Regions from separate parts of the Homo sapiens genome. Here region 2 is linked to region 1. Evidence: chromatin loops called from intact Hi-C (ENCODE). Cell type or tissue: ovary. All regions are shown on one strand. Each heading gives the region's core, and the rest is flanking DNA. Links, peaks and the distances in the headings are about the cores only. Region 1 overlaps PIK3R5 (phosphoinositide-3-kinase regulatory subunit 5). Region 2 has its middle 17 kb from the start of NTN1.

Region 1 (16,280 bases), core at 3,164-11,163:
CACCTGTCCCATATTAGCCTCCACTGGGACACCTAACCCACTGGGTAGTTTCTAGTTTGAGAGTTATTTTGGATGGTGCTTCTCTGAACTTCCTGTTGCATGTCCACTGGGCATGTAGCTAGGAGGCATATACCTGGGGCCTGGAGCATGCTGAAGTTGAGCTTTAGGGTCTGATAGAGCATCTTCCACTGGGTATGTTGTCGTACCAGCGTACATTCCCCGCAGCAGCCGTGAGGGTTTGCGTGGCTTCACATCCTCACAACAGTGCTTTTTTTTGCCTTTTTCATTTTGGCCCTTCTGCTGGGTGTGTAGTGGTATTGCCTTGTGGTGGGAATGTGCACTTCCCTTCTGACTAATGAAGCGGAGCACCTCTCCACATGTTTAGTGGCCATTTGGACACCCTCTTCTGTGAAGCGTCTATTCAAGCCTTTTGTCCAGTTTTCTACTGGGTTGTCTTTTTCATATTTTTCTGTTGCTCCTTCACATTGTGTAGTGACCTCTCAATCCTCCTCCTGGCCACGAGCTCTGTGAGATTTCTGGACCCCCAGTGCCTAGTGAAGTCCCTCAAATAGTAGACCCTCAATACATATTTTCTGCTGACTAAATAAAACATCTGTGATTCATGCTTTCCAGTGGGTTAACCATTCTCCTTACAATGGTAAAGCTTATCATGGTAAAGCTTTAGCTCCTACTTATAAGTGGAGGAAAAGATGGAGGCAACATAGGAGCGCATTTCGGCTTTCTCTCATGCGTCGGCCACTGTCTTGAGTTACTGGCCTGATTTCTTCTGGTTTGGACTCTGAAAATAGCTTTACGGGTCCTTTTTGATGTATGCTGCATTTTTCTTTTTCTTTTCTTTTCTTTTCTTTTTTTTTTTTTTTTTTTTTTTTAAGACGGAGTCTCGCTCTGTCGCCCAGGCTGGAGTGCAGTGGCTCAATCTTTGCTCACTGCAAGCTCCGCCTCCCGGGTTCACACCATTCTCTTGCTTCAGCCTCCCAAGTAGCTGGGACTACAGGCGCCCGCCACCACACCTGGCTAATTTTTTGTGTTTTTAGTAGAGATGGGATTTCACCGTGTTAGCCAGGATGGTCTGGATCTCCTGACCTTGTGATCCACCGGCCTCGGCCTCCCAAAGTGCTGGGATTACAGGCATGAGCCACCGCACCCAGCTGCTGTATTTTTCTTAAGGCTTGCTTTCATGATACGCTCATTCTCTCTCTTTCGTATCACCTTAACTTGGGGACCTTGATTCCATCTTGACGTATGCCCCAGGAAGTCACACTGGCTCCTTCACATTTCCGCCTCTTTTCTCCCTTGTGACACTCTCTGACTTGCCTTCAGAGCTTAATTTTCCATTTTCTTTCCCTGTTAAGCCACCCTCTCTGACTTCCAGCCTCTTGTTGTTGTTGTTGTTTTAATAGACTAGATACGCACGGAAACAATTCCCAGCCCCTTGGATAGCTGCTTTCATAAAGTCTATGACTCGCGTCTGACTATGTCTAGCATTTTCTTCCGTGATTACTACAAACCCCAGTCATGGGTCCTTTTCTCCCCATTTTCCTCTCACTGCTATTTCACAAAGCTTTCATTGTTCTTGGTGAGAATTAAAGGCAGAAGATAGGACAGTAATCTTCCTCATCACTAACTTGACCTTCCAACAGATGAGATGACCGAGGAGCAGGGATTCATTTAAGAGCCCGGCTCCAACCTAATCAGCTACCAAGCTGCTATCCAGGCAAAGATTCTGCCAGTCCTAAACCTTGGCTCTAGGTTCATTTTTTGATGCACACGAGAAAAGCCGCATCTGTATCTCAGTCAGGCGGGGTGTGTGATCCCATCCCATGCGCTTCTCTCTCATCTTCCTTCAAACCTCTTCATCTTTCAATTCATTCATTCAGCAAATTATGTGCCAGGCACTCAGCTGGACCCTCATGGAGCTCACATTCTAATGGGGCTGGGAGTTACAGAAATATAATGAGAACAGTACAAAAGCAAAATGTATCGTATGTCCATGGGTGAGGGAGATGTGGGAAAAAGTAAGGCAGGAGGCAGCCGAGATGGGGCTTGTCAGGAGTCCTCCTTGAGAACAGAAGAAGGGAAACAAGTGAAGGAGTGAGCCAGGCAGACACCTAGAAGAAGAGCACTCAGGCAGAGAGAACGGCAGGCGCGAAGGTCCTGAGGCAGGAGAGGCAGGAGTGGGCTGCTGTGCTGCTGTGGTCATTCGAGTCCTCAGAACATGGCGGGGCACATGCTGGCATGTGAGCAGCTCAGCATTTGAAATGAAGTGCAGTGTATTAGTCATCTTTGCAGCTACCACAACACGCAGCAAAGCATCTTGTGCTCATATTCACTTGGTAAGAATTTTTATTTGAGTAAACACACTTAGGTTGGACAGCCTCTGAGGGCCCTTCTGCCTCTGAATTGCTGTGATTATCTTGGATGCCTTATGGATGGTGCTGTCTCATAGTAGTTTTCTTAGGTGCCTGGCAGACGGCGCCATCTCCTAGTAGTTTTCATAGGTGCCTGGTGGATGGCACCATCTCCTAGTAGTTTTCTTAGGTGCCTGGTGGATGGTGTCACAGTAATTTTCTTTCTAGTAGTTTTCTTTCTAGCTTTTCCATCTGGACTTTTCTGAACACGTGGTCTAGTGGCTTCTGGGCATGTGACCTGATCTCGGTAAGCGGCTGGCACTCACACCAGATGGACCTGGTCTCGGTAAGGGGCTGGCAGTCACACCAGATGTGTATGTTCCAGATACATTGCTGTGTAACTACCTACCTATCCCAAAATGCAGCAGTGTAAGATTGCAACGGTTTTATTATGCCCGTGGATTCTGTGGGCCAGGAATTTGGGCTGGGCACAATAGGGATGACTTGCCTGTGTTCAGTGATGTCTGGGGTCTCAGCTGGGAAGATCAAACGGCTGGTAACTGAAACTGTAAATGAGAATGCCTACAAGGGGCCTCTCCATGTGGTTTGGGCTTCCTTACATCATGGCAACGTCCAGATGGATAATCTAATTTCTCACTTGATGGCTCAGAGCTCCAAGTTCAAACCTTCTGGCAAACAAGACAGTAGCTGCATGGTCTTTAGTGACCTAGCCTTGGAAGCCACACAGCATCACTTCCGCTATAATCTGTTTTGATTGTGGCAGTCACAAGCCCACCCAAGTTTAAGGGGATGGGAATAGATTCCACCTCTTGATGGAGAAGTGGCAAGGCTGTAATGTAAAGGAGAGGTGGGATGGGAGCTATTGTTGGGATCATCTTTGGGACATAAAATCTTATAAGTACTTTCTATTTTTCTGGGGAGGAGTTCTCATTTTGTGTTGTTTCTGGACTACGGTGGATTTGAGATGTCTGCTTTGCCTCCTGTCTAGCAGAAACTCCCAGTGCAAGGTGGTTGCTGTGATGCCCAGCCTTCCTCTTCCCACTGCTGCTAGCAGTCCTGTCCCAGGCTCTCTCTGGGTCACCAGTGAAGCCTCGCTTATGAAGGAGTAGCCAAGGGGCTGCCAGGTGGAGGGAATACAGCCCTGGGACCAGTTTCTCATTCCCTGAAGGGTGTGAGTGTGTGTGTGTGTGGCTGGGGTGGGAGGCAGACCTACTGATTGTAAGGGAAGAATCTCTTGGAGCTAGTGTCAATCAAATGACCCACCCCAGTGGCTGGTTTCCTGGCACAACTCCTAGGCCTTAGCTGTGCCTCTTGAGTGTATAGGAAGCCAGGGCCTGCCAGGGAGTGAGTGTTCCTGCAGCTGGGGAGGATGTAGATCCCCTCTTCGAAGTGGGGTGAGGGGCCGAGCCAGGGTTTGGCTAGAAGCCTGCCACAGCTGAAACAATGAGAAAGCTTTGCCAGGTCTCTGGGCTGCTCCACAGCAGGGCTTCCTGGACCCCCAAGCACCAGCATCTTCCTGGAGAGGAAGAACCTCTTCCACACCCTGACTTTCTCAAGTGTATTCATTTGCTGTGGACTTGCTGGACGTTCATCTGCTAACCTCAGCAGGAAATTGCGGAACTAACACATTAGGGCGTAAGTGTAGGCCATTTTTCCCCAGTCACATGTCTCAGTGCCTAGGTGTAGGTCCCTGGATATAGTTACCTGTGTGCCACTATCACAAAGTTCCAGGATGGCTAGATATAGGAGGGTCCCAAGAATTGCACTTGAGAAGGCTGAGGAACTCTCCAGCTCCGTGTCCTGGTACTTCCGTTAGGATCACCCGTGTTCCTGCCCTAGCCAGGTGCCTTTGAAGCCTGAAGACAGGTCTGGAGAGTAAAGATGGATATAGGAGTGGTCCCATGTTCCCATTTCACCAGAGGGTATGTTCCCACTCTTCATTCCCCAGGGAAGGAAAAACACAACCTCATCATTCCAGAATAAAATCATGGAATGCTAGTGCCTGAAGGAGCTTTATTCATAAATTAATTCATCTTGCTCCCTTTACAGAGGATGTGCTTCTGATGATGGGCACACAACAGATGCTCAGCAAGTATGTTCCCTGTTTGAGAAATCACCACAATGCATCATTCTGCATGAAGACACATGCATGCATATGTTCATTGCAGCACTATTCACACAGCAAAGACATGGAATCAACCTAAATGCCCATCAACAGTAGACTGGATAAAGGAAATGTGGTACATATACACCATGGAATATTATGTAGCCATGAAAAAGAACAAGATCATGTCTTTTGCAGAAATGTGGATGGAGCTATTATTCTCAGCATAATAGATAACATAATAGAATAACAGGATGTCTGTTATTCTTAGCAAACTAATGCAGGAACAGAAGACAAAATACATGCTCTCACTTATAAGTGGGAACTAAATGATGAGAACTCATGGACACAAAGAAAGGACCAACAGACACTGGGGCTTACTTGAGAGCAGAGGGTGGGAAGAGGGAGAAGATCAGAAAAAAATAACTATTGGGTACTAAGCTTAGTACCTGGGTGACGAAGTAATCTGTCCAATAAACCCCCGTGACACGAGTTTACCATAACAAAACTGCACATGTACCCCCGCACCTAAAATAAAAGTTAAAAAAAAAAAGGAGTATATTCCCTAGGGTACAGCAGACAATGTTTCAGAATTATTGTCAATTTGCCAGGTGTGGTCAGGTTGGAAGGTTGGAGAATGTTTCTTTTATTTATTTTTTCTTTTTTTAGATGGAGTCTTGCTCTGTCACTCAGGCTGGAGTGCAGTGGCACAATCTCGGCTCACTGCAACCTCTGCCTCCTGGGTTCCAGCGATTCTCCTGCCTCAGCCTCCTGAACAGCTGGGACTGCAGGTGCGCGCCACCACACCCAGCTAATTTTTGTACTTTTTAGTAGAGACGGGGTTTCACCCATATTGGCCAGGCTGGTCTCGAACTCCTGACCTGATGATGCATCCGCCTCGGCCTCCCAAAGTGCTGGGATTACAGGCATGAGCCACCGCGCCCAGCCAAGAATGTCTCTTTTCTTGAGAGATGTGTGCTCAAGTATTAGATTGAACCCCACGAAATTGCTAATATCTTCTCATGTTTAATATGATTCAATCAAGGCCAGGCATGGTGGCTCACACCTATAATCTCAGCACTTTGGGAGGCCAAGGCAAGGCAGGAGGATTGCTTGAGGCCAGGAGTTTGAGACCAGCCTGGACAACGTATTGAGACTCCATCTCTACAAAAACAAACAAACAAACAAAATTAAAAATTAGCCAGGCTTTGTAGTGCACACCTGTAGCCCCAGCTACTCAGGAGGCTGAGGTGGGAGGATTATTTGAGCCTGGGAGTTCAAGGTTGCAGTGAGATGTGATTGTGTCACTGCACTCCAGCCTGTGCAACAGAGCGAGACCCTGTCTCCTGACGAAAAAAAAAAGAAAAAGAAAAAGGTTCAAGCTGATGTTTAGGAGTGATGTGCTATGATGTCCACAGCCTGCAACTCACTTTCAAATGTTTTAGCAAAGTGTGTGTGTGTGTGTGTGTGTGTGTATGACGTGATCTGCTTTGTCCAGCTGGCGCAGCAGCCAAATAAGAATAAGGCTGACAGGGCCGGGTGCAGTGGTTCACACCTGTAATCCCAGCACTTTGGGAGGCCGAGGCGGGCGGATCATGAGGTCAGGAGATCGAGACCATCCTGGCTAACACGGTGAAACCCCTTCTCTACTAAAAAATACAAAAAATTAGCCGGGCGTGGTGGCGGACGCCTGTAGTCCCAGCTACTCAGGAGGCTGAGGCAGGAGAATGGCGTGAACCCGGGAGGCGGAGCTTGCAGTGAGCAGAGATCGCACCACTGCACTCCAGCCTGGGCGACAGAGCGAGACTCTGTCTCAAAAAAGAAAGAAAGAAAGAAAAAGAATAAGGCTGACAGGAGATGAAGGCTGCATAGCTTCCCTCTGTCTTCCTTCCTCCCACCCAAGACACCTCACCCCCTCCTGCAGACTGTCTTTTGAACCTGCCCCTGTCAGGGTGTTGGTGGGGCTGAGCAGAGCTCCTGCAGATGGGGGGTTGTGGCATGGGTGAGGTGGCAGGAATGGGTGAGGCAGCAGTGGGGGCAGGAGCTGCAAGGAGGCTCCGACTATGGGTGGAACAGAGAAGAGGCTGCAGGGTGGGGGCAGGGAGGGGCTCTCCAGGGGCAGCTGTGTATTTCTGGATGGGGTCAGGCCGGCAGAGGTCAGGTGTGGTTTCCTGGGAGGTGGCCAAGATAGGAAGGGGCACAGGTCCTGGGGTCACTAGACTGATTTCAGCCCCAGCTCGAGGGTCTGCCCTTCCCTCTAGGGGCTTTTGAAAGACCCCAGGACCCTGTGAGACCCTCTGCAATGGAAGGGAGAGAAGCTGGAGATGGGATGGGAGATGAGGGCCCCGTTGTGAGGAGCTGGCAGGGTGACCTCGCCTCTACCTGAGCTGTCAGCTCCCTGTCTCCAAGGAAACCCGGCCCCCTGAGCCTCCCTGAAGCCCCCACGCCCATCTAACGGGAAATTCTCAGAGAATTCAGATGGTCATGGGAAAGTCCATACATGTAAATCCTCCCGAAGGGTCTTCTGAGTAAATAGGGGGATCTTTCTGTTTTCCCCTGTCCTACTGCCTGCATCTCGATGCCTGCATTAATGCAGCAGGCAGGATTGAGGGAGGCCGTAGGATGAACTGGCTGACAGGTGGTGACAGGTTGATATCCACAGGCCGCAAGCAGCAGGGACAACCACGGCAGGTGTTCCCTAGAGGGTTCCTGGCCACACTCCTCTCGGGATCATTGCCCTGCAGACCCTGCCGCCTGCCCCGCCACATCCTGTGCCACGGTGCCGCGTGGGCCGCTCTCGAAGCACAGGCCAGATGTGCAAATTCTGCGGCTGTGCCTGGGGGCAAGCGCAGCACAGCTTGCTTTTCTTGGAAATCATTGGTGATTTGTTAGAAAAACAGGAAACATTGGGGCTGCTGGTGTACATTTTGACTTTTTTGTTTTTGTTTTTGAACTCCTTTCATCTGTCTCAGAATCAGGGTGTTTTAAGGGTATTATTCTGTTCAACTTAGTCCTTCAAGCCGTCTCTGGTCACTCTTCCCTCTCTGCACATCCCCTTTTTTTCTTTCTCCTTCTTGTCTTCTGCTGCCTTCTTCCCCCAACCCGAATCACTGCGTGGGGAGGGGGCCAGATCCAGAGAACCATGGAAATGTGCTGGTGAGTCACCTTGGCCACGTGCCTCTGTGGAGCCTGGCCTCCCTGCACCTGCCTCCCTACTCTCTGCCTCCCCACCAACCCCATATCTATCCCGCTACACCCCTCAGTCATGGTGGTTAGACAGGAAGCAAAGTGGTCTCTGCACAGTAGGACCTGCTGCAACTGGGACAGCTGGAGTGGCTCCCATTGTCCTGCTGCTGACACACAGGGATGCTGTGGCTGTGATCAGAAGTTGTTCTTCCCTGCTGGGTCACAGTGGAGCTGGAGGGGCCCTCATTTCTTTACCCACTGGAACACTGAGGCTGAGAGAGGAGCGGGGATGCCTTGAATAAAGAAGAGGAAGGGGTGAGGAGGTCTGGGTCCACACTCTGGCTGTGTCCCAACTCAGCTCCTCCCTGCCTCTCTCTCAAAAACACAGCAGGGGCCAGGCACAGTGGCTCGCACCTGTAATCCCAACACTTTGGGAGGACGAGGCAGGCAGATCACCTGAGGTTAGGAGTTTGAGACCAGCCTGGCCAACGTGGTGAAACCCTGTCTCTACTAAAAATACAAAAATTAGCCAGGCATGATGGCTCATGCCTGTAATCCCAGCTACTCGGAAGGCTGAGGCAGGAGAATCACTTGAACCTGGGAGGCGGAGGTTGCAGAGCCGAGATTGCACCAGTGCACTCCAGCCTGGGCAACAAGAGCAAAACTTTGTCTCTAAAAACAAAAACAAAAACAAAAAACAAACAAACAAAAAAACCTTAGCAGGCAGGAGGCTGGGAACTGTGGTCGTTTTGTGTATGGGATCTTCAGGAAAGTGTTACAAGGCTGCTGTTTGCTGGCGTCCCTTCGTGAGTTTTCCTGGGTCCCATCTTGTCAGGGATGAGCTCTTGAGGATGGCCGGTGGTTGCTTTGGGATTGTTCTTAAGCCTTCTTGCAGCAGCTCTGAACTTCATAATGTACCACGGTGGAGAGACTCCTCTCCCATTTTATGGTCAAGTAAACAGGTCCAGAGAGGTTCTCCATTCCCTAAACAGGCCCCAGTGAGGTGAGAAGGGCAGGGCCTCCCACGTGCCCAGCTGCTTGCCCCAGGTTGGGGGCTCTTCCCTGCTGGGCTCTGCTCCTGGGTTTTCATCAATGCAGGAGGCTCTGACACCACACCTTCAGCCAGGCCCCCATCTCCCAGGGGAAGCAGGCTTAGGGGCTGCCCTTGTGAAGTCATACAAGAAGCCTGATATGAGAGATTAGAAACTCCCCGCAGCTCTCTGGGGGTTGTTTTTAAAAGGAATTAAACTGTCCTGAGAGAGATGTGTAAGACTAAGCTGAGATGGGGACCACCATGAGAACTGAAACACTCTATTTGGAGCTTTCCAGAAATACGCAGATTTGAGGAATTCTGGAGTAGGGAAGGACATTGGGGCAGGAAGGTGACCCCTTCTCACACCAGGACTCCAGAATACATGAATATCAAAAGGCAATGACAGTCCCTGGGAGAGGGAGGGGCCACGTTCCCATTCCTCTTGGCTGCACAGCTTCTGGGGAGCAGAGATTCTCAGCCAGGCATCCGTGAACTTGGATGGAGAACACGTGGCATCGTTATTTTCACTCACCTGTAACTGAAGTTCGCATTTGAACGTAGGCAAAAACCACAGTCATATCAGTAGCACCTGTGACTTTGTCACCAACAGAAATCCAGATGTTTTCGTGTCACTTTGAGGTTGCAGATACCTCAAATGTCATTCATGCTCTTTACTACGTTTAGGTGATCACAGTGATTAGACTCACTGCTGGGCTTTTATTATTTCATGTGTTAATGAGAAGAACGTATACTCCCATTTCATAAATCTGATGATTTAAAAATAGTTTGACCATTGTATTTCAGTGTAACTCATTTCCTTTGCAATTCTGTGTATTTTATTTCATGCATTTAAAGCATTATTCTGAAGAGGGGTCTGTAGATGTCAGACTGCTGAATGGTCCCATGGTGCAAAAAAGTTTAGGAATTCCTACTGCTGGAGCAATTGGGTAGAGAATTCGAGGTGTTACCTGACAGCTGGGGAGGGCTTTGGTGTTCGGCAGGCCTGAGTTAGCATCATTGCTCTCACTTGCTGCAGATCCTGAGAAAGTGACTTTATCTCTCAGAGCCATCGTTTCCTTATGTGTAAAACAGAGATGAAGAATGACCACCTGGAAGGATTGTCCCATGTGAAAGTGCCTGCCTCTTCCAGCAGCTGACAGGTAGTAGGAACTCACTGTGGGTAGTAGCTGATGGCGGTGGCACCAGCTTATGTAAGCCCACAAGACTCAAGCAGGATTCTCTTTTTACAGAGGAAACTCCAGGCTACGTTCATTTCTTACTGTCCCTCATGTAGAAAGGTAAACTTGGGTCATACCTGGATACTGTCTCTCATCTTTTTCTTTTGCTCTGAGCAAGTAGCTCCCATGTATCCAATATGAATCTTGGTCCATAAATTCAAGCATTTGAGAAATAAAATTACAAATATATACTTGAAATGCTTCAAGTGTATCTGAGAAATTCTTGGTATGTCCACACAGTGAAATATTACTCAGTCATAAAAAGGAGTAAGTACTGTTACATACTACGACATGGATGAACCTAGAAAACATGCACTAAGTGAAACAAACCAGATGCAAAAGACCACATATCATAAGACTTCATTTATATGAATTGTCCAGAATAAGCAAACCCATAAAGACAAAAAGTAGATGACTGGTTGCCAGAGGATAAGGGGAGGGAGAATGGAGAGTGATTGCTAATAGGTATAGGGTTTCTTTTTGGAGCGATGAAAATATTCTGGGATCAGATAGTTGTGATGGTTACATACTTAGTGAGTATAGTAAAAGCCGCTGAAGGGTATTCTTTAAAATGTTGAGTTTACGTTACATGAATTACAGCTCAAGAAAAAAAGTAAAAATCACTGCCAAACCTATGGACATTGAAAAGATAATAAAGGAATATTATGAACAACTCTATGCCCACCAATTTGCTAACTTAGATGAAATGGAATAATTTCTTATTTCTATTAAAACTCATACAAATAGAAGTAGATTATCTGAATAGGCCTATATCTATTAAATAAATTGAATCAATAATCTTCCAAAACAAAAAAGTTTCAGGCCCAGATGGTTTCACTGGTGAATTCTACCAAACATTTAAAGAAAAAATGGCCGGGTGCGGTGGCTCACATGTGGAAGCCCAGCACTTTAGGAGACTGAGGCAGGCAGATCACCTGAGGTCAGGCGTTCAAGACCAGCCTGGCCAACATGGTGAAACCCCGTCTTTACTAAAAATACAAAAAATTAGCTGGGTGTGGTGGCAGGTGCCTGTAATCCCAGCTACTCAGGAGGCTGAGGCAGGAGAATCACTTGAACCCAAGAGGTGGAGGTTGCAATGAGCCGAGATTGTGCCATTGCACTCCAGCCTGGGCAACAAGAGTGAAACACACACACACACAAAAGAAAAAATGATGGCAACTCTCTACAGTCCATTCCAGAAAATAGAAGAAGAGGGAGTGCTTCCTAACTCATTCTATGAGGCCAGCATTACCTAATACCAAAACCGGACAAAAATATTACAAAAAACGAAAACTACAGATCAATATCTTTCATTAATATAGGTGTAAAAATCCTCAATAAAACATTAGCAAATTGAATCCAACGATACACGAAAAGAATTATAGATCACAGCTAAGAGGGATTTATTCTGGATATACAAGGCTGATTCAATATTTGAAAGTCAACTAACGTAGTTAATTACATCAACAGGCTGAAGAAGAAAAATCATAAAACTAGATACAGAAGAAACATTTGATAAAGTCCAATACCCATTTATGATAAAAATTCTCATCACACTAGAAATAGAGAGGAACTTCTTCAGCTTGATAAATACTTATACAGAAAACGTACAGCTAACATTATGGTGAGAAACTAGATGTTTTCCCCCTAAGACTGGGACCAAGGCAAAGATGTCTTCACTTACCACTCATATTTAACATCGTACTGGAAGTCCTACGTAAAGCAAAAATATAAGAAAAGGAGATGAAAGGTATACAGATTGGGAAGGAAGTTTCTGTTCACCAAATAACATGATTGTCTATGTATAAAATCCCAAAGAATCAACAATGACAAAAAACAACATTCCTGGAACTAAGCAATTATAGTAAGGTTTCAGAGTGCAAGATAAATACACAAAAGTCAAGTGCTTGCCTATATACCAGCAATGAACAATTGGAATTTGAATTAAAAATACAATACCATTTACACTAGCACCAAAAAATGAAATAATCAGATATGAATCTAACAAAATATATACAAGATTTATATGAGAAAACAATAAAATGGATAAAAAAATCTACAGAAATCTAAATAAATGGAGAGGTATTCCATGTTCATGTATAGAAAGACTCACTATTGTTAAGCTGTCAGTTCTTTTAGTTTTATCTCTAGACTCGATGCAATCTCTATCAAGACTCCAATAAATTACTTTGTGAATATTGACAAACTCATTCTAACACTTATATGAAAAGAAAAAGACCTAGAATAAACAACACAACATTGAAGAAGAACAAAGTCAGAAGACTGACATTACTAACTTACTAAGACCTGCTATAGAGACTTGTAAGACTTACTATAAAGGTGCATCCATACAATGGAATATTATTCAGTGGGAAAAAGAAAAGAGCTATCAAGCCATGAAAAAACATGAAAGAATCTTAAGTGCATGCATATTGCTAAATGAAAGAAGCCAATCTGAAAAAAACTACATACTGTATAATCCCAACTATGTGATGTCCTGGAAAAGGCCAATCTATGGAAGCAGTAAAAAAGAAGAATGGCTACCAGATGCTGGAGGGAGTAGGATGAATAGATGGAGTATAGGGGATTTTCTGGGCAGTGAAAATATTCTGTGATACTGTAATGTGTATTGATATTATATATTTGGAGAAACTCATAGAATTGTACAACACAAAGAGTGCACCCTAACGCACACTGTGGACTTCAGTGACTACTCTTGTATCAATATTGGTTTATTAATTTTAACGAATGAACCGCACTAATGGAAGATATTAATAATAGAGGAAACTGTGGGTGGGAGGAGGAAGGAGAGGGAGTATATAGGAACTCTCTGTACTTTAATATTTCTATAAACCTAAAACTACTTTAAGAATTAAAGTCTATAAAAGAAATAGAAATAAACATTGTCTCCTTTTTTTTTTTTTTTTTGAGATGGAGTCTCGGTCTGTCACCCAGGCTGGAGTGCAGTGGCGCAAGCTCAGCTCACTGCAATCTCCGCCTCCCGGGTTCACGCCATTCTCCTGCCTCAGCCTCCCGAGTAGCTGGGACTACAGGTGCCCGCCACCACGCCCGGCTAATTTTTTGTATTTTTAGTAGAGATCGGGTTTCACTGCGTTAGCCAGTATAGTCTCGATCTCCTGACCTCGTGATCCGCCCGCCTCAGCCTCCCAAAGTGCTGGGATTACAAGCGTGAGCCACCATGCGTGGCCTTGTCTTCTTATGTTGACTGAAATCCGATGCCAAGCCCCATCCTGCCAGGAGCTGTCCGGGAGCTCAGAGCTGTTCACTTTCCTGCCACAAACCTTCCTCAGGATGGTTGCCTTCTTATTTAGCATGGGGATAGGGTGAGGGGAGAGCACAATGTACAGAAAGAAATAAATTAATAGAAATATAAATTATCCTGTATTTGTACTCTGAGGTCTTAGGAACAGCTCCGGGGAAGCTTGGGTTCTGACCTGAATCTCTTCCTTTGGCCTCTGGCAGAGGAAACAAGGAAGGAAGCAGGTCTCCCAGGCAACCTGCCCACACTGTGGGTGGCCAAAAACGACTCGTTCAACACCTCTGAAGACTGACTCACTGGGACGTTGCAATAGACGTGATTTCCCCTTGAAGCCAGAGGAATATCCCCTATTGCTCATATGGTCATAACATCATGGGCCTATATTTGGGCGGGGCTTTCGTTTGCACACTCATGTAACTTTCCAGGGAGAATCTGCCCAGACCCTGTGCCAGGCACTGGGGTTAGAACCATTATGTTAGATGGGACATTGACGTCAGAGTTGAAAGCCCGCTAGAGAAATAGGCAGTTATAACGCAGGCACAGTGGAAGCAGAGATGCTCTGGGAGCTGAAAGGGTGGGGGTGGACATCCAGCCAAGCCTGGAGGTCAGAAGATCTCCCCTGAAGAAGTGACCTGGAAATGGAAGACAGAAGAATGCATATTAAGATCCACATCAGAAACAGGGGAACATGGTGGAAATGTTTCAGGCAGAGGCAGCACATGCAGGAAGAAGTTTTATGGAGAGGAAAGGTAGAGGTTTGAGACTGACTAGAGAAGAAGGGCACAGAACTCTTGGGGTCCAGTGAGCCATGTTATGGGCTTGAGTTTTGACTCAAGGCAATGAAAACCCAAAGGAAAGGTTTCAGAGGGCTGGGAGAGAATGATGTAATCAGATATGCTTTCTCAGGGACAACCGTGCATAGAACAACATGTATACTATGGTTCTATTTATGTTTAAAAACCCATGATACGACTTATTGTGTTGATCTACGTGTGCTTAAATCGTCAGTACCAGATTGTCTTGATTACTGTAGCCCTAGAGCAAATCTTGAAGTCAGATAGGATGAGTCGTCCAACTTTGTCCTTTTCCCAAACTGTATTAGCTATTTTAAGTCTTTGGTATTTCCATATACCGAAGGCATGTTATTCATTTCTATTTTTTAAAGTTTGCTGAGATATTGACTGGGATTGCATTGAATCCATAGATGAACTTGGAGGAAAACTGACATAATATCAATATTGAGTCTTCTGACTCATAAATGTGGCATATCTCTCCACGTATTCATTGATTTATCTTAGCAATGTCTTGTAGTTTTAATGGTGGGGGTTTTCCACATTCTTTGGTAAATTCCCTAAGAATTTTGGCTTTTTGATGCTATTATGAATGGTGTTTCTAAAAACTTCACTTTCAAATTGGTAGTTATTAATATGTAGAAGTACAATTGACTTTTAAATACTGACTTTGTATTCTGTAACCTTGATAAATTCGCTAATGGTAGTTTTTAATAGATTCCTTAGGATTTTCTAAGTATACAGTCATGTCATCTCAGAGTAAAGACAGCATTACTTCTTCCTCCCTGATATATACGTGTTTTTTCCTTGCCTCATGGCAATGGCTATGACCTCCAGAACAATGTTGAGTAGGTAAGAACAGACATCCTTGCTTTGCTCCCAATAGTAGGTGAAAAGCGTTCAGTTTTCACCTTTAAGTATGATGTTAACTGTAGATTTTTCATAGATGCTCTTTATAAGTTTGAGCAGTTCCCTCTTACTGAGGGTTCTTATAAACGGGGGTTGAGTTTTTTCAAAGGCTTTTTATGCATTCATGAAGTAGTTATGTGATTTTTTTTCACTCTTCTTTATTAATGTGGTGAATTACATTAATTTTTGAAAGTTGACTTTCAGTACAATGACTTTCAGTACAACAACTTTCCAAGTACAGCATTCCAAGTGGGTAAGTCCCATTTGGTCTTTTTATATATTTTTACTTATTTCGGAAATGATTATATTTATATATTTCTAGACTTCATTTTTAATTGTTTTGATAAGAATTTTTGCATCTTGAAATGTAAAATGAGAGATATTGATCTGTACTATTCTTTGTTTGGTAGTGTTCTTGTCTGGTTTTGACATCAGGATTATGCTGGTTTCATCAATGAATTGGGAAGTGTTTCCTCTTCCTCTATTTTATGAAGGAATTTGAGTAAGATTGATATTATTTCTTTCTTAAAGGTTTGATACAATAGCTTTTTAAAAAGCATTTTTAGTAATACATGTCTGCTGGTGACCATCTTTTCAGCATCTTTTTGTCTTCAAATGTCTTTATCTTCATTATTTAAAAATATTGTTTTACCTATAACTTTCTTCACTTCCCAACCCTTTGATTATTTTTATAGTTCTTTTCATGAAAAATTTACAAACATTAAAATGTAAAAAATTTAACTGTACAATTTTGACAAATGTGTACATCCATGTCATCCACAGACCTAACAATATATAAAACATTTCAATCACACCATTAAGTTTCCTAACTTTTGTTTTTGAAGAATATTTCCACTGGATATAGAATTTTAGGTTGAAAGTCCTTTTTTTGTTTTGTTTTTCTTTAAGCACTATAAAGATGTATATCACTCTATCCTAGTTTGTGTTGTTTCTAAGAAGTCAGTAGTTTTTCTCGTTGTTTTCTACATACAATGTGTCTTTTTCTTCTGGCTGCTTTTTGAGATTTTCTCTTTATCTTTGATTTTCAGCAATTAACTATGATATACCTAGGTCTGGTTTTCTTTGCACGTATCCTTCTTGGGTTTTTAGAGCTTCCCAGATCTATGGGTTCATATTTTTTATTAAATTTGGGAACATTTTGGCCATTATTTCTTAAAATATTTTTTTCTGCACCCATTTTCTTTCTTCTCTCTTTTTGAGACATCAATTACATATCTATTAGAACTTTTGGTTGTGCTCAGAAGTCACTGAGGCTCTGTTCATATTTTGAAAACCTTTTTTATTTTCTATATTTTAGTTTGAATGGTTTCTATCGTTTAAGTTCACTG
Region 2 (16,280 bases), core at 3,189-11,188, 63 kb before region 1:
CTCCCGGGTTCAAGTGATTCTCCTGCCTCAGCCTCCCAAGTAGCTGGGACTACAGGCATCCGCCACCACGCCCAGCTAATTTTTGTACTTTTAGTAGAGATGGGTTTTACCATGTTGGCCAGGCTGGTCTCGAACTCCTGACCTCAGGTGATCCACCCACCTCGGCCTCCCAAAGTGCTGGGATTACAGGCGTGAGCTGCTGCGCCTGGCCCAGAGCTTGTTTAAGTAATGAGATGGGGAGTGGTAGGGATGAGCTCAGAGGGGAGGCTGAGAGCTAGACCAAGCAGGGCCTTGCAGACTTTGATGGGGAATTTGAGCTCATCAAGATCCATCTTAGATACCTTTAAGGCCCAGATTCCTTCTTTTCCACATAGCTCTGATTTTCATAGCGTCTGAGGAAGGAACTATTCTTTTCCCTCAGAATCCCCAGGGTTTAACAGACTGCCTGGCACAAAATAGGAGTGCACTACAAATTAATTGACTAAAGACCACAGAATTATGGACAGTTAAAGTGGTGACCAGCTCTGTGCGGTGAGCTAAAAAAGCCCCCCAGGGCCAGGCGCAGTGTCTCACACCTGTAATCTCAGCACTCTGGGGGGCCGAGGTGGGTGGATCACGAGGTCAAGAGATCGAGACCATCCTGGCCAACATGGTGAAACCCCATCTCTACCAAAAATACAAAAATTAGCTGGGCATGGTGGTGCGCACCTGTATTCGCAACTACTCAGGAGGCTGAGGCAGGAGAATCACTTGAACCTGGGAGGCAGAGGTTGCAGTGAACTGAGATCGTGCCACTGCACTCCAGCCTGGCTACAGAGCCAGGCTCCGTCTCAAAAAAAATGCCCCCCCAAAAGATATCCATATCTGTAATCCCTGGAACCAGTGAATGTTACCTTATATGGGTGTAAAAGGGTCTTTGCTGACGTGATTAAGGGTCTTGAGATGGAGAAATTGTTATGGCATATCGGGATGGACTCTAAATGTAATCATAGTTATCCTTACAAGAGACAGGCAGAGGGAAATCTGACAAGACAGAAGAGGATAAAGCTGCGTGAGACAGAGGCAGAGATTGGAGCCATGCAGCCACAAGCCAAGGGATACCAGCAGCCATGAGAAGCTGAAGGGCAAGGAAAGGATCCTTCCCTACAGCGGGGGTCCCTAACCCCCAGACCAGGAACTACCACTAGTCTGTGGCCTGTTAGGAACGAGGCCACACAGCAGGACATGAGCAGCTTGAGCAAGGGCAAGGCAGCTAAGCTTCGTCTGTATTTACAACCACTCCCCATCGCTCGCATTACCACCTGAGCTCTGCCTCCTGTCAGATCTTCAGCTGCGTTAGATTCTCACAGAAGCAAGAATGCTGTTGAGAACTGCACATGAGAAGGATCTAGGCTGCACATTCCTTATAAGGCCCTAAGTCTTGATGATCTGTCACTGTCTCCCATCACCCCCAGATAGGACCATCTAGTTGCAAAAAAACAAGCTGAAGCCTCACACTGATTCTACATGATGGTGAATTGTATAATTATCTCATTACACATTACCATGTAATAATAATAGAAATAAAGTGCACAATAAATGTAATGCGCTTGGATCATCCCAAAACTATCCCCTACCCCCACGCCCATGGAAAAACTGTCTTCCACAAAACTGGTCCTTGGTCCCAAAAAGGTTGAGGACCGCTGCCCTACAGCCCTTAATTGCAACCCATTGATACCAATTTCAGACTTCTGGCCTCCAGAACTGTGAGAGAATAAATTTCTGTTGTTTTAAGCAACCATTTGTGGGAATTTGTTACAGCAGCCGCAGGAAACTAATATCCCAGCAAATCTCAGAAATGCCAGAATTAAGAGTCTTCTTCAAATCTTAAAAGACATGCTTGGGGCAAATGAAAGGAACAAAATGAGAGACCACTAACACGCTGGTCTTAAAACATTCATGAAGTCTTCCTTTGGGTTTTCTTCTTACGGGAAGTGACCACATCTCACTGCTCCTTCCCTCCCCACAACACTGAGTTCAGAGCAGTCAACAGAAGCTTGCCAAGTGCTTGCTGTTTGTATTAAGGTATTGTAAACCTCTTCTCTAGAGGCCACGGTTGCAGCACCCGTTACAACCCAGATCACAGTCCAGAAGTAAGTGAATAGCCTCCTGGGCATTTGAGAGAACAGTAGCCAAGACACAGGGGACTTCAGTCTGCAGGGACCCCAGGAGTTCTTCATTTACAAGACTTTATAACCTTAGGTCAGACATCTTCTGTTCTTCCAGGGGACTGGAGAGCCACAGCTTAAGATCCTTGGGGACATGGTGACTGCTGAACATGGATGCACTGAGAAGTGACAGCTGACAGTAGAATCCTATCCCAGCCACCATTCAGGGAGGCAAGACTGGTCCTGCAACCACCAAAAATTCCCAAGGGCTTTACTGTATGAGAGCCCAGCAGAGTTAGAGAAGGACAGAGGCGGCCCTTAGAGAGTATCTCATCCAAAGTTCCCCAGATTACGAGTGAGGAAACTGACGTCAGGGAGGTTGAGCAAATTGCCCAGGAGCTGCTGTTTCCAGAGATGGCTGTGAGTCATCAAAACGGGTTGGGGGCCACTCATTCAGCCACACCTAGGGAACACCTGCTGTATTCAATTCCGCTAACTTAGGCGGGGGAAAAAAGTCATGATTTTGATGGAAAAATGTTTTTCATGAAATATGATTCCATAAAAAGTTTCTATGCTTCAAGGAGTAAGCTACTGTTAACTGCAAAAACCAATTATGTAGAACAGCTTATTTCCCCCAAATGTCAGTAAAATGAGGTATTGCTGGTTTATATATCACACAGAAAGAAAATTTAGAGGATTTAACTCCAAGGATGAAAACAGACATGGATCATTGATTCCAAACAGAATGGTTAAGTGCATGGATTATTCAACCATAATAAGATGGCAAAGGAAACTAAGATTTGGTGGGGAAGGAAGGAATGTCCCCCTCACCTGTGGATGCTGATATCAGGCAGGAGCATCACCATGCCAGCCCCCAGAATAATGCCAGAAACTACGCAGAAGGTGGGAAGGACATGACCTCGCCCAGGGAGCCACTTCCTAGCCTCTGGCCAAGCACCTGCTTTATGGGGTCGCCCAGAGAGCGCTGGTTTCCAGGTCTGCTTGCAGGGAGCTCCATGGGTGGTCAGCAGGGTGATGCAGGCCCAAGAGGACTGTTTGGATTTCAAGCAGGTACTTGGGGAAGGACTCCCTAAGAAGGACCCAGTAGAGCAGAATGAGTGAAGTGAGGAAGGAAGCTCTGGGGACAGATGTTATTTGGGGGAAGTGTACATTCAGGCAGAGGGAATGGCATGTGCAAAAGTCCCAAGACAGAGCTTTTTTTGTTTTGTTTTGTTTTTGTTTTGTCTTGTTTTGAGATGGAGTCTTACTCTGTCACCCTGGCTGGAGTGCAATGGTGCGATCTCAGCTCACTGCAACCTCCGCCTCCTGGGTTCAAGTGATTCTCCTGCCTCAGCCTCCCAGGTAGCTGGGACTACAGGCATCCACCACCATGCCCAGCTAATTTTTGTATTTTTAGTAGAGCTGGGGTTTGGATTGTACCCTAGTCAGACATAGTCCCCTCCGTTAACATCTCCGTGATGCTGGGCAAATCACTTCACCTCTGTAAGTATCAACTTCCTCTTCTGAAAAATGTGGATAGTAATCTTCCTTCCTTGTTCTCCCGCCCTCTCTTCCTTCCATGGATATCAGGAGTATTGAGTAAAAAACCATATGCAGAAGACCCTAAAGTGTCCAAAGCCCTAAACAATTTTCATAAAGTTGCATAGACTGCTGGGTGCACAGTGGCTCATGCCTGTAATCCCAGCACTTTGGGAGGCTGAGGTGGGCCAATCATTTGAGGTCAGGAGTTCGAGACCAGCCTGGCCAACACGGTGAAACCCTGTCTCTACTGAAAATACAAAAAATATCAGCTGGGCGTGGTGACACATGCCTGTAACCCCAGCTACTGGGGGAGGCTGAGGCAGGAGAATCACTTGAACCCAGGAGGCCGAGGTTGCAGTGAGCTGAAATCGCACCACTGCACTCCAGCCTGGGGGACAGAGTGGGACTCCATCTCAAAAATAAATAAATAAATAAACTAATTAATTAATTAACTTAAATTAAAAAGTTGCCTAGAACCAGCAAATCCAGTGATACTGCCATCACCAAGCTTACTACAGGGCAAACAGAGATCATGTACAGGACAGTGATGACTGGCACCACAGAGACACTGGGCTTTAGTGTTAATGAGCATCAATAATGTATTGTTAATAAGCCATTAATAATAAGACAATGAGAATGAATAGTAAATATCAATACAAAGTATCCACTTCAGCTCAGGGTCAGATAGATCACTCAAGAACAGAGTCTAAGTCAAGTGCATTGGCTCACACCTGCCATTCCAGTACTTTGGGGAGCCGAGGTGGGAGGACACTTGAGGCCAGGAGTTTGAGACCAGCCTGGACAACACAGCAAAATCCTATCTCTACAAAAATAATAAGAATAATAATAAATTATTTGCAGGCATTGTGGCTTGCACCTGTGGTCCCTGCTACTTGGAAGGCTGAGGTGGGAGGATAGCTTGAGCCCAGGAGTTGGAGGTTACAATGAGGCATGATCATGCCACTGTACTCCAGCCTGGGTGACAGAAGGAGACCCCATCTCTAAAAGCAAGCAAGCAAGCAAGAAAGAAAGAAAGGAGGGAAGAAAGGAAGAAAGGAAGGAAGGAAGAAAGGAGAAGGAGGGAAGGAAGGAAGGGAGGGAAGGAAGAAAGAAAAGAAAGAAAGGAAGGAAGGAAGGAGAAGGAAGGAAGGAAGGTAGGAAGGGAGGGAAGGAAGAAAGAAAAGAAATAAAAGAAAAGAAAGGAAGGAAGGAAGGGAGGGAGGGAAGGAAGAAAGAAAAAAGAAAGAAAGATAAAGAGAAAGAAAGAATGAATGAATGAAAGAAAGAGAAGGAAGGAAGGGAAGAAAGGAAGGAAGGGAAGAAAGAAAAAGAAAGAGAGAAGAAAAGAAGAGAGAAAGAGAGAAAGACAAGGAAGGAAGGAAAGAAAGAAAAGAGAGAGAGAAAGAGAAAGAAAGAAAAAAGGAAGAAAGAAAGGAAAAGAAGGGAAAGAAAGAAAGAAGGAAGGAAGGGATGAAAGAAAAGAAAGAGAGAAAGAGAAGGAAGGAAGGAAAGAAAGAAAAGAAACAGAGAGAAAGAAAGGAAGAAAAAGGAAGGAAGAAAGAAAGGGAAGAGAGAGAAGGAAGGAAAGAAAGGAAAGGAAGAAAGAAAAAAGAGAAAGAAAGAAAGAGAGAGAAAAAAGAAAAGAAAAGAAAACAATGGAGTCTCGTAATCACAATTGTACTCGTAATTATAACCATGGCGGCTAGCATTTCTTGAGCACTTACTGTCAGGCCCCGTGGAGGGAGCTGGTATGCTGGGTCTTGGCCAGGGGGCTTGGTGAGGCCATGATGGCGGTGGAGAAGCTGGAAGTGAAATTGTGAACAGCTTCTCTTCTTAGGGAAGACAGGGAAGGAGAGGATAACCCAGAACTATAGGCCCCAAGAGTGGGTGCTACTAATATATCTTTCTTGTTCCCTACTGTAACCCTGAGTACCCAGCACAAAACTTGACACATTGTGATCACTCAAAAATGTTTGCTAAATGAACACAGAAGGGCCCTACCAGGGCATCCATATGCAAGGAACATGGATTTCTTGGTGTCCAGGGCCATATCTGGGCATAGCATTAGTTGGGTTAATTTGGTTCTGCATCCATGAACCTTCATTTCCCATCAATTCTTCTTCCACATAAAGAAGATTCATGTTGCACGTCATGTTGGCTTGGCCCTAGAATGTGGATGATGTCCTTGCCATCATCAAAATCTCACAATCTGTGATGTGCACACACACACCTCACATCTCCTGGCTCCGGATTGGGAGTCCAGCCTTTTCAACAGAGCCAAGGCCCCTCCCTGCACTGGGTGTCCTCGCTCAGCATCCAAAGGGCTCAGGAGTCCACCACCTCCTGCCTGGGCCCCCTCAGCGAAGATCTGATTTTCTCATCATCTGGATAGTCTCAGCGACTCGCAGCAAAGGGATGAACCAAGCTGACCTTTCTGGAGGTTTGTTTAAAGCAGAACAATGTTTGTCTTGTCCAAACACTATGAATTACTCCAGAGAAGCCTGCCCAGTTTTACAATTCGCAGCTACAAATGGCTTACATAAATAGGGACTTGTCCCCCCCACTACCCACCACCCCCGTACCTGATGGCTTCTCCTCCCCCTACCCACTTTCTTCCACTTTTCCAGGCCTTCTCTTTGCCCCTCCACCGCCCACTTCACACCTCCAAACCCCAGCATGCTGAAGGGGCAGGTGCTGGCATTCTGGGCCACAGCTCACACCTGGGTTATTGCTGGCATGGGTCCCCCTATGGCCGGCTGCTCTGTCCCTGGCGTGGGCAGATTTGCCTTGCCAAGGGGGGCCTCTGGGCACATTTGTACTGTCTGTGTGGGGCCTGCAGTGTGCAGTGTTAGGTCCAGCTGTGAAAGCACATTGGTAAGAGAAGGCCCCTGGGTTTGGGGACTCAACATCCAGGCAGCCTGCGGTGCACTCTGGCCTCTCCTCATCTGGCTGGGTGCACAGTTCACCCCCTGCCGCTCCCTCATTGGCTGCACATTCTGGAGGATACTGGAGCATCTCCTAGAAATAGACCTCACCCACTATGGCCTCCAGTCTGGGAGGACACCGAAAAGACTGTTCTGCAGATCATATGTGACGCACATAGAACAAGCAAAGCCCATGGTCCTGGGAGAGAAGGGCCTGCTAGGTAAAGAACCTGATTTGGGCTGCATTCCCCTAAATATGGTCCTTATACCACCTGCATCAACATGCTTCAGGATGCTTGTTTAAAATGCAGCCTTCTGGGCCCCTCCCCAGACGTAGGGAAGCTGTGGGGCAGCGGTGGGGAGGAGGAGGGAGGGTGTGTGTGTATGTGTGTGTGTGTTGGGTCGGGGTGGGGGCGGTTGGAAGTCTGATGCCCAGAGTCCGAGATTCACTGTTTGCCATGAAATCCATTCTGGCTCAAGCCCTCTAATTAGCTGGGTGACAACTGCAAGTCACTTTAGGCCTCAATATCACTATCTGTATAATGGCTCTAGAATCTGTGGAAGGATGTTTCCAACTCTTAGAAAGCGTGATTTCAAGGACAGCTGGATATCAGAACCCGAAAGCCACAAGGGGTGGGTGGAGGCAGCCTGAGAGAAAATCTGGGAGTCGCTAAAGCTCCCAGGAGAATGTTGGTGAAGACGTGGAGAGATGCGGGGGAGGTGCAGCAAGGTTGGTGGTCAGTGGTGGGAGCGGTGCCTGGGATCCTTCTACTGAGAGCCCCCTTACTTGGGGCCACATGTGATCTCATTTTATCCTTGTTTTGCAAATGAGGAAACAGACACAGAGGGGAGGGATGACTTCCACTCAGAAGTTGATGAGTAGTACGGAGATTCCATCTCCCCTACACACCTGGGACACGCATCTGGCCATTCCAGAAACTCCCCTTCGTCCCAGCTGTGTCAGTTCTGCCTCTCAACCGAGCTAAGATTTCGCCATAGAGCCACAGCTCTTTCTCTTCTCCCAGTGGCAGGATTCCACTGGGTGAAAGGGCCCAGGGCCAAGTCGGCCGGGTGAGGTGGATACACGCTGAACCCCGAAGACGGGAAAATCCAGAGTCTGGAGCTTCACCTGGCTAGAGCCGAGCCAGCCCTACCCACTGGAGGCGCCACAGCCTGGCTGAAGGCGCTGGCGCGGCGCGGTCCTCTGGATTAGGGCTGCGGCGGGAGCGCACGATCCCGCTGCACCAGTGGGCTGGGGGTGCCGCAACAGGAAGGCCCCAGCATTCAAACTCCGTAGGCCGTACGTGCCCAACACTTAGCGCGTCACCGGATCCAGAAGGGATCAAAGGATAAAGCCTCCGTCACCCGCTCAGCAGATGTCCCCAGGCGGACCCGAGGGTCCCAACAGGGGTGGCGAGCAGGAGGCCGGGGAAGACACCGTGTCACCTTCCAGGCCGCGAGGGCGACGGGGCTGATAGCACAAGGAACTCGGAATAAAAAGTCTGTGCAGGTCGACCCTGTTTCTACTATCTATGCTTGTGCATTGAACTCCATTCACAATTTGGGAGCCCCAGAAGCTTGCCGTGTCGCCTCGGGCACGCTCCGGAGGGTCTGGGCCGCGGGCCCTCCTCTTTGGCGAACCTCGGGGGTTTTGGACGGACGCTCCCGAGCCCCAGCTCCGCCGTCCGCGCCTTGAGCAGTCGCCTGCGCCTCCTTCTAGATGCGCGTTTGATTTTCTAATCAATCTCTTTGTCCCCTGCGGCCTTCACCCGAGTCTCCAGTTTCCCCGTTTCCCTCGGCCCCCGCCTGGGTCCAGCTCTCGCCCGACTTTCCCGTCGAAGGCACTCGAGTGAGTGATTCCCGGGAGCCGAGGCCGAGGCCGGCGGGTCCGCGGCGCGGGCCGGAGCTGTATGGAAATGGCCAGAGGAGCCGGCGGGCGCGGCGGCGATTTATTCTGGGAGTGACAGCCCCTTTGAGCGCTCGGCGAATGGCATTTTCTGTCTGTGAAAGCCTTTCTTCCCACCTCTGTTCAGATTAGCCCGGGGGATGAATGCACCCATTATCCAGCCCGCTGACCATTCTGAAACGCCAAATTAATTACTAAGCACTGAATCAGGCGCCGGGGCCGGGGCACCGGGAGGTGTGAAAATAGCGAGCGGCTGGAGATGGGGAAAGCGAGGGGTGCAGCGCCGAGGGGGCCGGGCGGGGTGGCCCGGGGCGCGGGCGCGGCAGGGCCGGGGCTGGCTTGGCCGGCCGCCGAGCGCGACCTGCCGGCGTGACCGTGCGCGACCGCGGGGCCAGCGGGCTACAAAGGACCCGGGCGGGCAGGAAGGCGCGGAGCCGGGGTCGCGGCCCGGAGCAGGCTGGGGCTCGCCGGGACCGCGGCCAGAGCGCGCCAAGTGCGCAGGACGCGGGGCTGGGGCTCTGGCGTGCGCCCCTCGCCGCGCACCAGTGCCTACTTTTCCACGCACCGCCCGGGATGGCCGCCCCCAGACGGCCCCGGCCCGCGGCCACCCCCGCCATCCCCGCGCAGGCTCTACGCCGCTCCAGCTGCCCTCCGAGGCCTTCAAGAAAACTTGGGCGCCGCCCTCCGACCGCAGCCCCAGCCAGAGCTTCCCGAGCGCGGGGCAGCCGCGGGCCGCCCCCACCCGGCCGCGACTCGGGATCCGCGGGTGGCACTTACCTCCCCGAGGCGCCGGCGGCAGCGGGAGGCGAGCTCTCCGCGGCTCCCGTTCGAGTGCGCGGGGCACGGAGGAGCGCGCGCCTTTAAGACTCTTCCCCGAGACTCCGCCAGGTGGTGTCACGCCGGCCCGGCCCTCGCGGCTCCTCGCCCCGCGGCCACCCGGCTCCCCTGCCCATCGCGGGCAGAACACCAGCCTCCCGCTCGCACCCTGCGCCCCGCCGCTCGGGCTCCAGTGGAGCTGGGCCAAGATAGGATGCGTGTAACTTGGGACACACAACTATCCAACAGAAAGCCACCCAACCTACACACTCTAGCTTTGGTTTGTCTGGGAGTTGCAGGGGTCTTTTTGTTTGTCTGTTTGTTTGACCGAGTGCTGGGGGTAAAAATGGGGAGGAGAGAGCTGAGAAGTCTGACCCAAGGACGTGCGATCATGTCCCCACTGCCATCACCAGCGACAAACCTCAATTCCATGCTAACTGGTCTTTTTGCCCTTCATCCAAGATGGTCTGCTGACACGCCTCCCCCAATGACCATTAAAATGACTGAAGAGATAAAATAGAGGGAGAACTGTCGCCACTTAACACTAGGGGAATGCGTCATTCACACTCCTGAAACTTAGAAAAGTTTAAGAGGATCCGAGGGATGGCTGAAGGAACTCCACATTCATCAGGCGAGAAGCAGGAGCCGGCCTGGGAATCCCCAGCACAACACTCCCCCGGCGCGCCTCCTCCAAGCTCTGGGTACGTGTGACAGTTCACCCGCGAGGCCGGCGCCTGGGAATCTCTGCCGAGCTTAAGGCTGCTGGAGGACACAGGTTTGCCGGCATAAACTAGGATCCTAGCTTCAGGCCATTATTAAAATTTTACATCATATGCTTGCTCTTTGAAGAATCATTTTTTGACATTGGCATTGTGATTTCAAACTACGTTCATAATTAACTCAGTTTTTCTCTTTTTTTTGGTAGTGGGTGTGTGTGGGGGTGGGGGGCGGTGGTGGCGCAGGTGTGTGTGGGGGCGGGGGGCGGTGGGGGCGCCGGGCCCTGCTCAGTCATCCTGGCTGGAGTGCAGTACAGTGGCGGGATCATGGCTCACTGCAGCCTTGACCTCCCAGGCTCAAGAGATCCTCCCATCTCAGTCTCCCGAGTAGCTGAAACCACAGGTGCATGCCACCACGCCCGGCTAATTTTTAAAACACTTTTTATTTTGTAGAGACAAGGTCTCAATGAGTTGCCCAGGCTGGTTTGGAACTTCTGGCCTCAAGTGATCCTTCCATCTTGGCCTCTCAAAGTGTTGGGAATACAGGTGTAAGCCACTGCACCCAGCCTTCTAACTCAGTTTTTCTGCCTACATTGTTTATTGTCATTTCATTTACGTAAATGACTTCCTCATTCCTGAGTTCCTTACTTTGATTAATTTCTCACACCACTGAAATGCTACTTTGAGTAAACCTTGGGGGAAGGGTGGATGGACGGTGGATTTTTTGAGTCTTCGCATGTCTCAGATTGTCTGTTACTTTATACACAGACAGTAGTTAGATATAAGAGTCTAGGGTCATAATCCTTTATTTACACTTCAACTCTCTAAAATAGGCATGTTGCTAGCATTAAACAGGGAAGCAAATGTAAAGCACTTACCGTGTTCTGCACCTAAGACGTAGTAGAGGATCCATGACTAACTATTTATGACTATCCTTTATTAGTTATTGATTCATTGTCTGTCTTGTGCTTTTTTTTTTTTTTTTTTTTTTTTGACAGGGCCTTGCTCTGTCCCCAGGCTGGAGCTCAGTGGTGCGATCGCAGTTCACTGAAGCCTTGAACTCTTGGGCCCAAGGGATCCAAACCTTGGTCCAAGATGGTCCACTGACACACCTCCCCCAATAACCATTAAAATGACTGAAGGAATAAATAGAGAACCGTCGCCTCCTGTGTAGCTGGGACCACTGTCATGCCTGGCTAATTTTTCAATTTTTTTGTAGAATCAAAAAATCTTTTTGATTCTTTCTTTTCTTTTTTGATGGAGTCTCGCTCTGTTGCCCAGGCTAGAGTGCAGTGGCGCTATCTTGGCTCACTGCAAGCTCCCCTTCCTGGATTCACGCCATTCTTCGGCCTCAGCCTCCCAAGTAGGTGGGACTACAGGCGCCTGCCACCATGCCCAGCTAATTTTTTGTATTTTTTTTTTTTTTTTTAGTAGAGATGGGGTTTCACCGTGTTAGCCAGGATGGTCTCGATCTCCTGACCTCATGATCCGCCCGCCTCAGCCTCCCAAAGTGCTGGGATTACAGGTGTGAGCCACCGCACCCAGCCTTGATTCTTTCTTTGTTGCCCAGGCGGTCTCAAACTCCTGGACTCAAGTGGTCCTCCTGCCTCAGCCTACCAAAATGTTGGGATTACAGGCATGAGCTGCTGCACCCAGCATCTTCTGGTTTTATGGTTAAAGAAATTTCTCCTAGGTTTTATAGAAGACTCTCTTTCTCTATCTCTCTTTTTATGCCATCTGGCTTTAATTTCCTTTCTTTCTTAAAAGAAAAAAAAATCTATAGGTTCTGTTACTGCCTCCTTTACTAAGTGTGACCTTGAGATAGTTTCTTATTCTCTTAACACGTTCGTTGCTTCTCCTATAAAATGAACAAATTGGACCACATGGTTGTTGTGGTACCATCCAGCTTCAATAGGCTGGGTGTTTATTTGCCTATGATTAAAAAGCAACAGCCCTGCCACAATGAAAAACCAATTCACAATGATTAGGATGGCTGTAATAAAAAAGACAGATAATAACAAGTGTTGGCGAGGATATAGAGAAATTGGAACCCTTATACCTCGTTGGTAAGAATGTAGACTGGTGCAGCCATTGGAAATACTCTGGCAGTTCCTCAAAGGTTAAATGTAAAGTTACATATTTACATATGACCCAGCAACTGCAATGCTAGGAATACATCCAAAAGAAATGAAAACACATGTCCACACAAAAACTTATACACAAATGTTCATAACAGAATTATTCACAATAGCCGTAAACTGGAAACAACCCAAATGTCCATCAACTAATGATTGGATAAATATAATGCAATATATCCATACGATGGAATATTATTCAGCCATTAAGAAGAATAAAGAATTGATACATGCTGCAAAGTGGATGAACCTTGAAAACATTATGCTAAGTGAAAGGAGCCAGTCAAAAAATACGACTGTGGGCCGGGTGCAGTGGCTCATGCCTGTAATCCCAGCACTTTGGGAGGCCGAGGTGGGTGGATCACGAGGTCAAGAGATCGAGACCATCCTGGTCAATATGGTTAAACCCCACCTCTACTAAAAAATACAAAGATTAGCTGGGCACGGTGGTGCGCGCCTGTAGTCCCAGCTACTCAGGAGGCTGGGGCAGGAGAATCTCTTCAACCTGGGAGGCGGAGGTTGCAGTGAGCCGAGATCACGCCATTGCACTGCAGCCTGGCGACACAGCGAGACTCCATCTCAAAAAAACATACAAACAAACAACAACAACAACAAAAAAAAATTGTATGGTTCCAGTTATAATGAAATGTCCAAAATAGGCAAATCCATAAAGACACAAAGTAGATTTGTGGTTGCCAGGGCTAGAGATAGGAGTTGGGGGTAACGGGGAATGAATTCTAATAGTAACCTGGTTTCCTTTAGGGGTGATAAAATTGATTACAGTGATGGTTGCAGAACTCTGTGAATATATTAAAAACAATTGAATTGTAAATTTTAAATGGATGAATTTTATGGTATATGAATATCTCAACACAGATGTTATATAAATAAAAATACTTATTGAACATTCAATACCTGTCAGGTCCTGGGGTAAATACTGGTGACACAGAAGTGAACAGGGAATGTGTACTTTTCCTTCACGAAGCTTGCAACATAATTAGGGATTCAGCCATTCTAGAGCCCTTCATTGCCAAAAGAATGAAACACCCTCCTCACACAGTAGGCACAAAGATTGCCATGGTCCATACAATGGCAAGACTCTTCTAGATCTTACCATGTCCTAATACTAGGTACTCTCTTTCTAGTCCTCCTCTTCTTCTTTTTTTTTTTTGAGATGGAGTTTCGCTCTTGTTGCCCAGGCTGGAGTGCAATGGAGCAATCTTGGCTCACTGAAATCTCTGCCTCCTGGGTTCAAGCGATTCATCTGCCTCAGCCTCCCGAGTAGCTAGGATTACAGGCATGCGCCACCACGCCCAGCTAATTTTGTATTTTTAGTAGAGACAGGGTTTCTCCATGTTGGTCAGGTTGGTCTCGAACTCCCGACCTCAGGTGATCCGCCCACCTTGGCCTCCCAAAGTGCTGGAATTACAGGTGTGAGCCACTGAGCACACCATCCTTTCTCTCTGTCTTTGTAACCCTACTGCCCTGAAAGAGATGGCTGAAGGCAGCCCTATGTTCACAGTACAGCCTTTGACTCTCAGAATAGTGTCTCCCAAGAGAGCAGCTACTTGCAAGTCCATAGCAGACTGATTAATTTTTTAATTGTATTATTATTTTTTGAGACAGGGTCTCACTCTGTTATCCAGGCTGGAGTGCAGTGCTGCAATCTCAGCTCACTGCAACTTCCATCTCAGGGCCCAAGTGATCCTCCCACCTCAGCCTCCAAAGTAGCTGGGACTACAGCTGTGTGCCACCATGCCCAGCTTATAGCAGGGTGATTAAAAGCAGCAACTGTGGAGCCAGTCCACTAGGCTTCAAATCCCAGCTCTGCCTCTCTACTCACTACTTGCCTCGGTTTCCTCATGGGCAAAAAGGAGATAACAGTGACTATATGTCATAAAGATTTTGTGAGTTCTGCAGGAGTTAATGCACTTATAGGCACCCTATAAGTGCATTAGCTGATAATATTCATGTTATTATTGCCTACCCATCTGCAAATGAAGGTGCCTCAACCCATCTCACCGATCTGCTACTTTCCCGTAGTCCACCAGGTGGCGCAGGCGCACCACCTCGGGCAACAAAAATGGCCCCCAGGTGGCTCGCACAGTAAATGCTGGGCTTGGAGAAACGATACAAATAGTTTGCTAGTGATGTGGGTCCATCTGTGAGTTATATATAACGATATCAACTATAATGGAACAAATTTTTTCTAATCAGCTCCACTCACTAAAAAAAGTTTTCTTCTATTTAGAGAAAATAGTGGATGTCTACAAATAAAGGGCATGGTTTGGGTAAAGCGTTAGCTCCATGTGGACTCATGTACTGCCATCCAACCAAGGCAGTGATGCACCTGTCTGAGTTTTTCCACAGCATCATCCTCTTTTTTTGTAACAAATATTCTATAACACACCCTTGGCTGGGCGCGGTGGCTCACGCCTGTAATCTCAGCACTTTGGGAGGCCGAGGCAGGCAGATCACTTCAGGTCAGGAGTTTGAGAACAGCCTGGCCAACTTGGTGAAACCCCAACTCTACTAAAAATACAAAAATTAGCCAGGCGTGGTGGCGGGCACCTGTAATCCCAGCTACTTGGGGGCTGAGGCAGGAGAATCGCCTGAACCCGGGAGACAGAGGTTGCAGTGAGCCAAGATTGCGCCACTGCACTCCAGCCTGGACGACAGGGCGAGACTCCATCTCAAAAAAATAAATAATTAAAAACAATAAAATATATAACACACCCCTTTATCATATTGCCTTCCAACATCCATAATTTCCTCCACTATATCAACACAATATGAAGAAGAAGAAGCCAAGTATAATAAAATAACATGGGCTGGGCACAGTGGCTCACACCTGTAATCCCGTCATTTTTGGGAGGCCGAGGCAGGTGGATTGCTTGAGGTCAGGAGTTCGAGATCAGCCTGGACAACATGGTGAAACCCTGTCCCTACTAAAAATACAAAAAATTAGCCGGATGTGGTGGCACACACCTATAGTCCTAGCTACTCAAGAGGCTGAGGCAGGAGAATCACTTGAACAAGGGAGGCAGAGGTTGCAGTGAGCCGAGATTGTGCCACTGCACTCCAGCCTGGGTGATAGAGTGAGGCTCCGTCTCAAAAATAAATAAATAAAATAAAATAACACACATTCCAATATGTAAATGCTTGGGCACAACTATGTTAGATGACATATTGAAGTAGTCAGCTGCTTGCACCTAGGTGTAGCATTACCAAGAACACCATAGTAACAAATGAGGTCTGATAGAGATGTGTTGCTCTGGTAATTCCAACACCTAGAGCACCTAGAGTGGCATTGCCCCAGGTAACGTGATTTTCCAAAGTAGGCAACAGCACTTGGTAAAGTTGCCTTCCTGGAAACTGCAGTGTATGTTAAAATTGTGAAAACCTAACCAAACCAAACCTTTGTGTACATAAACAAAATAAAGGTAGGCTCTGAGCACAGATTATATTTTATCTACATGAATATCCAGTGGGGTATCTAAAAGTTGTAGGGGAAGGCTGACAACCCTTTCCTGTGCACAATGGTTGCTTACATGCATTGACGACATATAGTACCTCTGGTCCCTGACAACTAAATGGTAGTAGTGACTGCCAATCACTATGACAGCCAAAGCCACGACCCCCCAAATCTCTAAATGAACAATAGCATCTCCATTGAGAACCACTAGTCCAGGGTCAAAATCCCTTTGGACATGTCTACCAAAGCTGGCACTTGGTCTGCTTGAGGCTAAACTTGTAAAATACATTTGATTTGTTCTAGCTGTCACAAATACACTTGCCAAGACTCAAAGGGGGCTATAGAGAGAGGGAGGCTGTGGGATGGGGCCTTTTCCTCTGAGTATCTCCCTTCGTATTAGCTTTTTGTCCAGAAAGCACAGACCCAAGGGAAGCTGGCCTCATGTGCCAATCTGAGGCACAACCCTGTGGTCTTTTTGAGGCTTTTCCTGAAACCCAGCTGGGAAGTAAATCAGTACAGACATAATCCTGATTTTAGCCACAGGGGCCAGGGCCTCTGACCAAACCCCTGGCTTAGGAGAATTTCCTGCTATACATTTGCTTGGCATGTCAATCTCAAA

The links. Hi-C counts contacts between places; a loop is a spot of excess contacts. Peaks named below come from ENCODE experiments on the same cell type or tissue, not always from the same donor. Only the 100,000 strongest peaks of a DNase experiment are listed, where the experiment ranks them.
Region 2: it touches region 1 in a loop (3-fold over the local background); 5 of 110 quality-filtered maps call a loop at or near these places.

What each region holds. Positions count from the first base shown.
Region 1 is chr17:8,932,653-8,948,932 of GRCh38, reverse strand. All of the region lies in intron 1 of PIK3R5 (phosphoinositide-3-kinase regulatory subunit 5), which reads left to right. Among named protein-coding and RNA genes, the nearest start is that of PIK3R5, 25 kb to the left of the region's middle. RefSeq lists enhancers at 6,773-6,852, 8,600-8,669 and a silencer at 9,290-9,399. In ovary, for the core only: no CTCF peak of the experiment used is centred there; a DNase peak (open chromatin) is centred at 7,257.
Region 2 is chr17:8,996,161-9,012,440 of GRCh38, reverse strand. It overlaps a transcript of NTN1 not described here. Among named protein-coding and RNA genes, the nearest start is that of NTN1, 17 kb to the left of the region's middle. RefSeq lists an enhancer at 7,990-8,619 and silencers at 9,244-9,293, 9,324-9,433. In ovary, for the core only: no CTCF peak of the experiment used is centred there; no DNase peak of the experiment used is centred there; H3K4me3 peaks cover 281 bases.